Regions from separate parts of the Homo sapiens genome. Here region 1 is linked to region 2. A link is an interaction called in ENCODE POLR2A ChIA-PET data of the cell type or tissue named here. Cell type or tissue: GM12878. All regions are shown on one strand. Links, peaks and the distances in the headings refer to the core of each region. The heading gives the core; the rest is flanking DNA.

The links. ChIA-PET counts read pairs that join two places held together with the same protein. Peaks named below come from ENCODE experiments on the same cell type or tissue, not always from the same donor. Only the 100,000 strongest peaks of a DNase experiment are listed, where the experiment ranks them.
Region 1: POLR2A ChIA-PET joins it to region 2 with 5 read pairs; 5 of 35 experiments call an interaction of 5 or more read pairs at or near these places.

The regions. Positions count from the first base shown.
Region 1 is chr14:73,208,059-73,213,058 of GRCh38, forward strand. It overlaps PSEN1 (presenilin 1), which reads left to right. Exons shown (of 12, transcript NM_000021.4): 10 at 3,711-3,884. Among named protein-coding and RNA genes, the nearest start is that of PAPLN, 27 kb to the right of the region's middle. In GM12878, for the core only: no CTCF peak of the experiment used is centred there; no DNase peak of the experiment used is centred there.
Region 2 is chr14:73,138,062-73,145,835 of GRCh38, forward strand. All of the region lies in intron 1 of PSEN1 (presenilin 1), which reads left to right. Among named protein-coding and RNA genes, the nearest start is that of PSEN1, 5.4 kb to the left of the region's middle. In GM12878, for the core only: no CTCF peak of the experiment used is centred there; a DNase peak (open chromatin) is centred at 4,340; H3K4me3 peaks cover 707 bases; H3K27ac peaks cover 1,012 bases.

The sequences.
Region 1 (5,000 bases), core at 1-5,000, 68 kb after region 2:
GCACCCAGAAGCTTGGAGATGCCAGGAACTGCAGAACCCCAAAGAGGGGGGTCATAGCCCTGGCTTAGGGAACTCCTGAGTCTGGACTCCCCGAAGGGCCACATCTCTTCACTCCTCTCTTCTCTCCTTCTCGCCACCTGCAACGTGGCAAGTGGGGGGCACGTTTCAGCCCTGTTTGTCTTACGGTTCTTTCAATCCTGCCATTCAATGGGTCCCAAGTTCTTGTCCTGCATCCAGGAAGAATGAAGTACGTGGACAGCTGGAGGGAGAGCAAGATGAAAAGGTGCTTTATTGAGCAACAGTACAGCTCTCAGGAGACCCTATCTGCAGGCAGGTCGTCCCATTGTCTCTGCAGCTCTCAGTGGAGAGGAGACCTGGAGTGGGTAGCTCCTGTCTGCAGGCAGGTCATCCTGATGTCTGTAATCCTCAGTGGAGAGGAGACCCGGAATGGGTATCTCCTATCCACAAGCAGGTCATCCCATCATCTCTGCAGCCCTCAGTGGAGAGGAGACCCGGAGTGGGTAGCTTCTTTCTGCAGGCAGGTTGTCCCTTCATCTGCCCAAGTCTGACTGAGTCTGGGGTTTTTATGGGCTTCAGAGGGGAGGAAGTACATGCTGATGGGTCCATGGGTGGCCATGAGCAGGCCCAGAAAATGCACCATAAGTTCTCACTGTGGTCTGTGGAACTGGGAGCTTGGCCTCCAGGCTTCAGGCTTTCCCTGACTTGAGGTGGTGCTTCACCAGGGAACTTCCCCTTTCCGCCTAGGAGCCTGTCTGCCTCCTGCTGCCATCAACCTGCTGTCTATAGCTCCCATGGCACCCAGGCTGTTCATGCCAAAGGGTGCCTGCAGGCCCACGGTAAGCTGCCTTCAGCCCCTCCTCAGTCTCCCTCCCATGCTTGTCAGCACCCAAAGTCCAGAGGGGGCCAAGGTGGCAGGGGGCTGGCATGTCAGTGCTGCCCCAAGCGCCCGCACACCCGGCCAGGTCATGACAGCACCCAGCCTCAGCCACAACTTTGCTCTGAAATCGGAGCCTGCAGACGCAAGGGGCTTCCTGGACCCCTGAGAGCACAGGGATGCCCAGGTCTACAGCCACAGCTGGGAAGCTGCAGCTGTGGGAGTGCGGGACTTCTGCCCCACCAACTCAGAAGGGGGCAGGACTCCCGCCTGTTCCTGGCTCCTGCCAGCTCACAGAGCATGCTGCCCCAGCTGCACCTCCCCTGCTGCAGCTGCCATCTTTGCAGCAGCCACTCCAGATGGGCCGCTGCTGCCATCAAGACCACTAGTAAACCTGATAGAAAAGTAAGAAATATACTGGAAAGAATTGCCACAAGCCTGGCTCTTGTGTTAACCTGTGTTAAGCTAAAGAAAATCAAATGATTGTCTGTGAGCATGTAGGTATATATGTATGTGAGTGAGTGATACAACAGAATTTCATTCATTTTACAGATGTTGACTGAGCACCTGACTATGTGCTAGGCCCTGGGGATATAGCACTGAACAAGATTTCCCCTGCCCTTGTGGAGCTTATAGTCTATTTGGAGAGATAGATGGTCAACAAATTATTACATAAATAATTCATACAGTTGTGATAGGTACTACAAAGAAGACGTATAAGTTGCTATGAAAGTTTATAATAGGGGAATTTTACGTATCCTGGAAAGTCAAGGGGTGCTTCCCTGAGGAAGTGGTAATAGGGGACGGCCCGCTGAAGGATGGAGGAAGAGCTTTCCAAGAGAGGGACAACATGAGCAAGGGCTTTGAAATGAGAAGGCTGGATGAACTGCAGGCTTCCTCAGTGAGAATGCTGCTGGTATTTTGGGGGGCACAGTTCTTTGTGGGACTTTCCCTCATATTGCAAGATATTTAACATCCCTGGCCCCTCACCCACTAAATGCCAATAATGGCTTTAAGGCTTTGCAATAATCAAAAACTCCTCCATCCTAGTTATTTCCAAACACTCCCCGGAAGGGAGGTGCTATCCCTAGTTGAAAAATCACTGTGTTAACGGAACTAGAAGTTACATTGGAACAAAAGGGCATAGGGCTCCAAGAGGGATATCTGTGTAAGGAAAAAACAAACAAAAGAACTGAGAGATTACCTGATGTGGTTGAGCTCTGTCAGAGCATTTCAGGATAAATTAGTCATAGATAATAATATAAAATTCATCAGTGGAAAAAAATGAGGCAGTTTTCCAAAGAAAACAAAAACTTGCTCAAAAAAGCAAATGTAATTATAGTATATTCTGGCTATAGCAAAGTAGTTTAGTTGTGAATATTATTTGCATAGTGAGAATATAAAGCTGAATTTAATATAAGGTTATGGCACTGGGAAGACAGGAAGAGTTACATTTGCGTGCACTAAAGGATGAGACCTAATGCTTTATCTTCTCTATAGGAGGTGAATAAGTACCTCAAATTAAAACATCAAGTTATGGCACAATGAGCATGCTACTTATAATTAATTATGGAGGTAAATACCAAAAGGGATGGCTAAAAGAGTTTAAGGTAGGAATGAGTATCAGAAGTGAGGAGGGAGGGGGTAGAAAAGGGACTGCTGTTTTCATTTATAAATCTTATTCTTATATTATTTCATAAACTCCAAACCAGAGAAGATTCAGGTTTTTGGAGATCTGGATAATAAAAAGAATACAAAACTATCAATACAAAATTGTGAGGGCTCTCCCAGAGGAAGCCATGCAAGGAAGGGCCCTGAAGCTTACAAGCTTTACTTATTCATGGCAAATCTACTTCTGCTCTGAACATGTATTACTTTTATAAAAAATGAAGGAAGAATAAAAGTACTTTGAACTTCACTTATATATTTTAATTATTTTTAATGTATGGAAGTTTTTTAAGACTATCATGCTCACCATTTTCAATGAGATTGATAGTCATTATAATGAAATGACTGGCCCATAAAGACATTCACTCCCCGCTCCTTTCCCAATCCACCCTCCAGAATGAAGCCACTTTTATAATTTTGTCACCAAATCCAGGGATGAGTGCCAACAGTTAGGAAGCTTTCAGTTGCAAAAGATAAAAAGCCCAACTCAGTTGCCTTAAACAAAGAAGAAATTTATTCTTTCACGTGACAGGAAGGCCTGAGGTGTAGGCATTTGAAATTTGTAGGGTTGGTTAATTTGGTGGCTCAGGGATGTTTTCAAGTAGCCCAACTTCCTACTCTACCATCACTAGTTTATAGGCTTGGTCTTCAGCCCACTGCTCTTCGTGGTCATGACAGCTGTAGTTCTAGGCATCATGTCTAGATAAGGCAACATTCAGGGGTAGAAGGGGACTGTTTATTTTTTCCTTTAGTCTCTCTTAAAGAGTGAGAAAAATTTTCCCAGGAATCCCGGTGGACTTTGCTTCACCACTCATAGGTTCATACCAAGTTACAACCCCACAACCTTAGAGCTTTTGTTAGGAAGAGGCTTGGTGGGATTACCGTGCTTGGCTTGGCTTGGTCAGGATTCACCACCAGAGTCATGTGGGAGGGGGTGGGAACCCAAACAATTCAGGATTCTGCCCTCAGGAAATAAAGGAGAAAATAGCTGTTGGATAAACTACCAGCAGGCACTGCTACAGCCCATGCTTTGTGGTTTAAGGGCCAGCTAGTTACAATGACAGCTAGTTACTGTTTCCATGTAATTTTCTTAAAGGTATTAAATTTTTCTAAATATTAGAGCTGTAACTTCCACTTTCTCTTGAAGGCACAGAAAGGGAGTCACAAGACACTGTTGCAGAGAATGATGATGGCGGGTTCAGTGAGGAATGGGAAGCCCAGAGGGACAGTCATCTAGGGCCTCATCGCTCTACACCTGAGTCACGAGCTGCTGTCCAGGAACTTTCCAGCAGTATCCTCGCTGGTGAAGACCCAGAGGAAAGTATGTGCATTTCTCTATGTTGCAAAGTCATGGATTCCTTTAGGTAGCTACATTATCAACCTTTTTGAGAATAAAATGAATTGAGAGTGTTACAGTCTAATTCTATATCACATGTAACTTTTATTTGGATATATCAGTAATAGTGCTTTTTTTTTTTTTTTTTTTTTTTTTTTTTTTTTTTTTTTTTGAGACAGAGTCTCGCTCTGTCGCCAGGTTGGAGTGCAATGGTGCGATCTTGGCTCACTGCAAGCTCCACCTCCCGGGTTCAAGTGATTCTCCTGCCTCAGCCTCCCAAGTAGCTGGGACTACAGGCGTGCGCCACCACGCCTGGATAATTTTTGTATTTTTAGTAGAGATGGGGTTTCACCATCTTGGGCAGGCTGGTCTTGAACTCCTGACATCATGATCTGCCTGCCTTAGCCTCCCAAAGTGCTGGGATTACAGGCGTGAGCCACTGTACCTGGCCTCCCTTCAGACTTTTTAAGTTGGCATTTTACAGCCTGACCTTTTGGCATTTATTTTATAAAGTAAAAGATTTGTTTTTTTAATTGTTCCAGTAAGCCTTCATGGCCGTAATACATTTGTCTACAAAAATTTTATTAATATGTCTCACTCTGCTGTAGAGAGATCTGTGGATTTGCATGATACAACCTTGTACATTATTATTCCTTTTGTTGACAAGTGCTATATTTTATTTTAAAGAAAATCAAAGGGATTTAGGATATTGGCAGAAATGCAAGTATTTCTTCAGTGTCTAAGATGTGTTGCCACTTGATGGATTTAAGTTAACACTTAGGGCTTCTTAGGAACATTATCAGCCACTAAAGCCCTTTGGTTAGGGCTCAGTCATCTCTTCAGTTAGTCTTAGAGATGTGGTTCATTGAATAAGACTTTAGCATATTTTCCAACCAAGTTATTTTTGGTTGTCTTGTTTTTGCAAGAGTGAAACTTGATTAAAACATTACAACAAGAATATTAAGTAGTTTTAAGGAAACAAACACCTAGGTTCCTTAGCATCTTTAATCATTAGTCACTAATTATTATGACCTTGACATATCCATCAGTTTGAGGAGAACACTTTTTACACCTTGTCCTCAGTTTTTTAACTGAGTCAGA
Region 2 (7,774 bases), core at 1,498-6,497:
ACTGTCTCAAAAAAAAAAAAAACCTGTTTTGTTTTTCTTTTGGAGAAAAGGCATACAAATTTATTAGCATGCAGACTGGGAGAACCACAAGGTGATTATCCCTATTTTAAATTTTCTAATAAACATACTATTATTTATTTATTTATTTATTTATTTATTTATTTATTTATTTTTTGAGACGGAGTCTGGCTCTGTCGCCCAGGCTGGAGTGCAGTGGCGCGATCTCAGCTCACTGCAAGCTCCGCCTCCCGGGTTCACGCCATTCTCCTGCCTCATCCTCCCCAGCAGCTGGGACTACAGGCGTCCGCCACCACGCCCGGCTAATTTTTTTGTATTTTTAGTAGACACGGGGTTTCACCGTGTTAGCCAGTATGGTCTCGATCTCCTGACCTCGTGATCCGCCCGCCTCGGCCTCCCAGAGTGCTGCGATTACAGGCGTGAGCCACCCTGCCCGGCCGGCTATTTATTTTTTTAGAGATGGGAGCCTCACTATGTTGCCCAGGCTGGTCTTGAACTCCTGGAGTCAAGTGATCCTCCCGCCTTGGCCTCCCAGAGTGGTGGGATACAGGCACAAGCCACTGTGCCTAGCCATAAACACATTTTTAAAGGTAAAAAAAGGCCGAGCGCGGTGGCTCACCCCTGTAATCCCAGCACTTTGGGAGGCCGTGGCGGGCGGATCATGAGGTCAGGAGATCGAGACATCCTGGCTAACACGGTGAAACCCCATCTCTACTAAAAAATACAAAAAAAAAAAAATTAGCCGGGCGTGATGGCGGGCGCCTGTAGTCCCAGCTACTCGGGAGGCTGAGGCAGGAGAATGGCGTGAACCCGGGAGGCGGAGCTTGCAGTGAGCGGAGATCGCGCCACTGCACTCCAGCCTGGGCGACAGAGCCAGACTCTGTCAAGAAAAAAAGAAAAAAAATGTAAAAAGAGGCTGGGTGGCCGGGCGCAGCGGCTCACGCCTGTAAACCCAGCACTTTGGGAGGCCGAGGCGGGTGGATAACCAGATCAGGAGATGGAGACCATCCTGGCTCACGCGGTGAAACCCCGTCTCTACTAAAAGTACAAAAAATTAGCCAGACATGGTGCCAGGCACTTGTAGTCCCAGCTACTCGGGAGGCTGAGGCAGGACAATGGCGTGAACCCAGGAGGCGGAGCTTGCAGTGAGCCGAGATCGCGCCACTGCACTCCAGCCTGGGCAACAGAGTGAGACTTCGTTTTTTTTTTAAAAAAAGGCTGGGCACAGTGGCTCACACCTGTAATCTGCCAGCACTTTGGGAGGCCGAGGCAGGTAGATCACCTGAGGTCAGGAGTTCGAGACCAGCCTCGCCAAAATGGTGAGACCCTGTGTCTACTAAAAATACAAAAAATTAGCCGGGTGTGTTGGCGTGTACCTGTTATCCCAGCTACTCGGGAGGTGAGGCAGGAGAATCGCTTGAACCCAGAAGGTGGAGGTTGCAGTGAGCCGAGATCATGCCACTGCACTCCAGACTGGGCTACAGAGCGAGACTCCATAAGAAAAAAAGAAAAAAAAGGGGGGCAAAAAGAAACAGATGAAACCAATGTGAATAATTTATTTTAACACAATATACCTAACATATTTTTATTTCAATATCTAACCAGTATAAAAATTTACTTGTTTTGCCCTCTAGAGATAGTAAGCTCCTTAAGTAAACAGAAGTAATACCTGATTAATTAGAATTCCCAACCCTCATCAAGTGTGTGCTTATATAGAAGAAACCCAGTAAATGTTTGTTGATTGAAAGATATTAATACTCTTGCTTGGATGAGAGTGAGGAAAAAGGTATTAGTATTGGCTTTTCACAACGCCTTGTACGGTTTCTTGTTTAAGTTGATCAAAGCAAAAGAAAGACTGCAGGCAATGCTAAATATAACAAGTGATTTACAAATTAATTAGACGTAAATAATCATTTTTCATTAAAAATTAGTTGTATTCTGTCCATTTCCTCAGAATTTTAGACAATGATTTTGAATAATCATATCTCCCTTATAGAGTTATTGAAATTAAATAACTTATTGGGAAAGATTCTTTATAATTATACAAAGGTATATAGGACCATAGTCTCATATCCAGAGTTCTGAAATCCGAAAACTAAAAGGTTTTTCTTTTTTTGCTATTCTTTTTTTTTTTTTTTTTTTTTTTTTTGAGACAGAGTCTCCCTCTGTCGCCCAGGCTGGAGTGCAGTGGCACAATCTCAGCTCACTGCAACGTCCGCCTCCCAGGTTCAAGTGATTCTTCTGCCTCAGCCTCCCGAGTAGCTGGGACTACAGGCGTGTGCCACCACACTGGGCTAATTTTTGTATTTTTAGTAGAGGTGGGGTGTCACCATATTGGCCAGGCTGGTCTCGAACTCCTGACCTCGTGATCCACCCGCCTCAGCCTCCCAAAGTGCTGGGATTACAGGTGCGAGCCACTGCACCTGGCCAAGGTTTTTTATAACTAATTTAACAGCAAAATCTGGCCTAGTTATCGTCTTTATTTTCTTTTTTTAATGTGATTTAAAACTATTCATTTGTTTCACTATAGCTTAATAATTTGTTTGCTTTTCTGCTTCTAAGACCCTGTAGGGGCATTATATAACTTCTGGCATTTGCATAGTACCTTTACAAAATCCAAAAAAATCTGAATTCTAAACACATTTAGTCCTAAAAGTTACAGATAAGGGATTCTGGACTTGCGATTCTAAGTCTTTGTTCGTTTTTATTGCATTTTCTGAGCCAACATAACCATTATTTAAAAACAAGTTGCTATAGTAACTCTACATTACAGACCTCCCCCAAACTCAGCAGTTCAGAGCATGTATTCTCACTCAGGGCTCTGCTTCCTTGTAGGTAGATGTGTGGATCGGTGAGGGCAGTTCTTATTTGTATGCCTTATTCTGGGGCCCAGGCTGAAGGGGCAGTGGCTATCCATGATAAGCTTTTCTCAAGGCACCAGCAGAAGTACAAGAAGTCAAGGCCAACTGCATAAGCATAGTTCAAATGTCTGGTTATGCCACATCTGCTAAGATTGCATTGACCAAAGCAAGTCACATGATCATGCCCAAAGACTTAGGAGTGGGTAGTAGACTGCAACCACCATGCAGCCAAGCAAACTACAGAGCCAAGCCTATAACATCACTGGAGAGAGGTGTATTCCTCCCTTGGCCAGGCTGGGGGAGGGAGTGAATATTGGCTGAATAATAATCTAATCTACCACAGATGGTTAACAGAGGTGGAGTGGGATGGAAGGAGAAAAAAAAAAAATCACCAAATGGGATGTATCACTACCCTTGCTCTTTTTAGCGTCTGCTGCTTTCACAAAGCCTTTTATAGGGCTGGAGAAATGATTTGCTCCTAGTCTCTTAAAAACCAGAGGAGTCTTTTGAGGATGTATTCCTAAAGTTTTTAAATTAGTTTAAAAATTTTTTTTATTAATTTCAATTATAGGCTGAGCACAGTGGCTCACGCCTGTAATCCCAGCTAAGGTGGTGGATCACCTGAGGTCAGGAGTTCGAGACCAGCCTGGCCAACATGCTAAATGAAACCCCCATCTCTACTAAAAATACAAAAATTAGCTGGGCATGGTGGTGGGCGTCTGTAATCCTAGCTACTCAGGAGGCTGAGGCAGGAGAATTGCTTGAACCCAGGAGGTGGAAGTTGCAGTGAGCCATGATCGTGGCATTGCATTCCAGCCTGGGCGACAAGAGTGAAACTACATCTTGGCCGGGTGCCGTGGCTCACGCCTGTAATCCCAGCACTTTGGGAGGCAGAGGCTGGCAGATCACGAGGTCAGGAGATCGAGACCATCCTGGCTAACACAGTGAAACCCCGTCTCTACTAAAAATACAAAAAATTAGCCAGGCGTGGTGGCGGGCACCTGTAGTCCCAGCTACTTGGGAGGCTGAGGCAGGAGAATGGCCTGAACCTGGGAGGCGGAGCTTGCAGTGAGCTGAGATTGTGCCACTGCACTCCAGCCTGGGCGACAGAGGGAGACTCCGTCTCAAAAAAAAAAAAAAGAAAAGAAACTACATCTCAATAATAATAATAATTTCAATTATAGGTTGGAATTTAGAGTTCGGTTACATTTACTATTGGATGTGATCCTTTAAAAACTCAAGTAGAGGCTTTTCCAGCCCATTCATAACATTAGAAGTTGGGCCGCCTGTCCAGGGAGAAGCTTTCAAAGTAACACTGAGGCTGATTAAATACTTTTGTAAAATAAAGAATAAATCACAAGCTCATTGGCACTTGAAACTTAGCATTGCAGTGCAGATGCAGCAGAAAATACTTGTAGCAGTTTTCTCAGTGAAAGAGAAACTAGTCAAGTAGCTTAGAGACATTAAAACAAGCCACAAGCCCTTTGTGCTAGAGATCATGGTTAAAAGTCCCCTGAAGATGTTTTTCCACAGTAGAAATTTTGTTTATATTTATGTCTGAGAGTGAAAAAAGAAAATGGAATCAATAAGTAACCATGTTCTGCAGGAGTTTGAGGTTTTGTTGTTACATTGGGATGTAGTGAGAGAAGAAAACGTATTAATTCTTTTCTGTTGGTACTTTCTTGAATTACATTTTTAATAAACTTATTGTGAGATTCTGAACATTGCTCCTGTGATAATTTCTGAAGTGCTGATGAGTAGAAGGTTTTCTGGTTAGACTTCTGTTCAGCACATCTGAGCTTCGAGATTATTTGTAGTTCTCCTGGGGCTTTTAAAATCTCTTTGTATATAATAGATAAATGCTAGTTTCCCATCAGAGAAGGATTTCTTTTTCCTTTTGTCTGATTGAGCAAGTGTCTTGAGATTAAGAAAATGGATGTCAGTGAATTCAAGTGTTGTGCTCTGTCAGTTTGCAGCAGGTGACCAGAGAGCAAAAACACCAGAGTAGATTCTGTCCCTACTCCCACCTACTCCTCAATTCGGGTCCCATGAAAGATCCTCAGATCTGGGTAACTGTTGTTGTTTTTGTTGTTCACAGGGCTAAGAATGTTCATGGCTAAGAATGTTAAAAAGTCTCCTAGTGTCTTTTGCCACGCTGCCTGAACAGTGGGGTCATTGACCGCCATGCAATCCTCAATTGTTTTCAGCTGATACTGGACCGAAATCAAATCTAGCTTTGCCTGCCCCTTTCTTTGTACCAGTAGCGCTTGTTTGTTCACCAGGCCTGACTGAAGACCTAGCCCTGTTGCCTGCCTCTGCTTCCTACCGAGCCCCCTGTAAAGAGCAGCTCTCCCAGGGAGGCTCACCTTGTAGCATTGTGATCTTTGGAAGCATCAAGGGAGGCACAAGATTTCTCTGGGTGAACTGGAAAAGACTTGGGCTGGGCATCAGAAGACTTGGGTTCTGCAACTGGCATTGTTTACACTCTCTCTGTAACTCTGTGCAGGCAAAATCTTTCACCTTTTCTGAGTTTTTTTTTACATGTCAGTACAGATTCCTTTCCTCATGAGGTTTCTTTAAGACTCAAATGGAAGAATAGATGTGAAAAGAACTTTGAAGATAGTATTGGAAAATGCTAAAGTGACTGCTGTGTTATTGATGATTTTTATGGGATTTGTCTGAGAAAGCTCCAGTGTGACCAGTTTGTACCAGCTTGTATGGTTTCTTGTAATAACCGAACAGATCCTGTTAGCATAGGGTAAAAATGGAAACTACTTCTTTTAAAATGACCAGTGGCTGCAGTGGCTCAGGCCTGTAATCCTGGCTAGTTGGGAGACTGAAGTGGTAGGGTTGCTTGAGGCCAGGCAAGACCAGCCTGGGCGATACAGCAAGACCCTTTCTCTAAATAAAAAACTAGCCACCCATGTAGTCCCACCTGCTTGGGAGGCTGAGGTGGGAGGATCGACTGAGGCCAGGAGTTCAAGGCTGCAGTGAGCTATGATTGCCACTGTACTCCAGCCTGGGTGACAGAGTGAGACCTTGTCTCTTAAAAAAAAAAAAAAAAAAAAAAAAAAAGATTTGCATTATAGCTTATCTTTTTTTTTTTTTTTTTTTTTTTGAGATGGAGTCTCACTCTGTCACCCAGGCAGGAATGCAGTGGCGTAATCTCAGCTGACTGCAACCTCTGCCTCCTGGGTTCAAGCAATTGTCCTGCCTCAGCCTCCCGAGTAGCTGGGACTACAGGTGCACGTCACCATGCCTGGCTAATTTTTGTATTTTTTGGTAGAGATCGGGTTTCACCATGTTGGCCAGGCTGGTCTGGAACTCCTGACCTTGTGATCTGCCCACCTTGGCCTCCCAAAGTGCTGGGATTACAGGCGTGAGCCACTGCGCCCAGCCAGCTTATCCTTTTTTAAAAAAACATAAATACTAGGATATTGAGATTATTGAAAATGCTTTTGGTGCTTCAGTTTTGAATTTATACTTAGAGCAGTTTTTGAAGTTTAAGATCTCATTTACTTCTAAGTAATAGATTTACTAGTAATCAAAATCGCTTCAAAATACCGTAATCCTCATTGCTGTAAACTCCTACGGGGCAGGTTTGGAGTTTTATAAAGAGGCAATATAGTGTACTCTGTGAATTCCAACTCCTCACTTGCCAGATGTGACCTTAAGCAAGTGAACTTCTGTGTGCCACACTGTTTTCATCTGTAAAAGGATAAAGGGAATATCATAAATTAGTTTGTTAAGCCTTAGTTTAATAATGTCTCTAAGTTTTACATATAAGTAGACAGTGTCTTTCTTGTTTAGTGAATAATCATTCTTATTATTTAATAGTATCTCTACTAAATTTATTGTGTAAGATTATACTAATCTTGTTTAGTGCGTGGTAATCACTTCTGCTCATATTTAACCTATAAGCATAATATAGTTTATTTATATACCATTTATTTATTTTATTTTATTTTTTGAGATGCAGTCTTGCTCTGTCACCCAGGCTGCGGTGCAGTGGCGCAATCTTGCTTCACTGCAACCTCCACCTCCCAGGTTCAAGCGATTCTCCTGCCTCAGCCTCCTTAGTAGCTGGGATTACAGGCACGAGCTACCATGCCCAGCTAATTTTTGTATATTTAGTATGGACAGGGCTTCACCATGTTGGCCAGGCTGGTCTCGAACTCCTGGCCTCAAATGATCTGTGTGCCTCAGCCTCCCATAGTGCTGGGATTACAGGCATGAGCCACTGCGTCCGGCCTACTTACCTTTTATTTTTGCTTGCATTACCCTTTCTTTGCCTTGTTTCATTTGGCTAAGACTGTCTTGTTTACTTGCTTTGCTTCTGAGGGATTATATGAGAGTTCTATGGGTTTTTCCATAATGGAGTGTACTTTTATTATTTTATTATTTGTTTTTTTGAGACAGGGTCTCACTCTGTCACTCAGGCTGGAGTGTAGTGATGCAGTCACTGCTCACTGCAGCTTTGACTTTCTTGGCTCCAGTGATCCTTCCACCTCAGCCTCCTGAGTAGCTGGAACCACAGGCACCCACCACCCACACCCAGCCAATTTTTTTTGTATTTTTAGTAGAAACAGGGTTTCACCATGTTGGCCAGGCTAGTCACGAACTCCTGGCCTCAAGTAGTAACACCCATCTCAGCCTCCCACAGTGCTGGGATTACAGGCATGAGCCACCGAGCCCGGCCTCATGCAATTTATTGACTACTTCACTGAAAGTGAACTTGTATGGATACTCAAAAAGTACAGTTTGTATTGAATACATATTGTTTTTGCATCATACTAAAGCTGAACAGTTCTAAACTGAACTGTCATCAGGGACCGTCTGTATTGTGAAATCTTAATTTTGTCCATATTAAAAGACAGGAACAGGGCTGGTTCGTG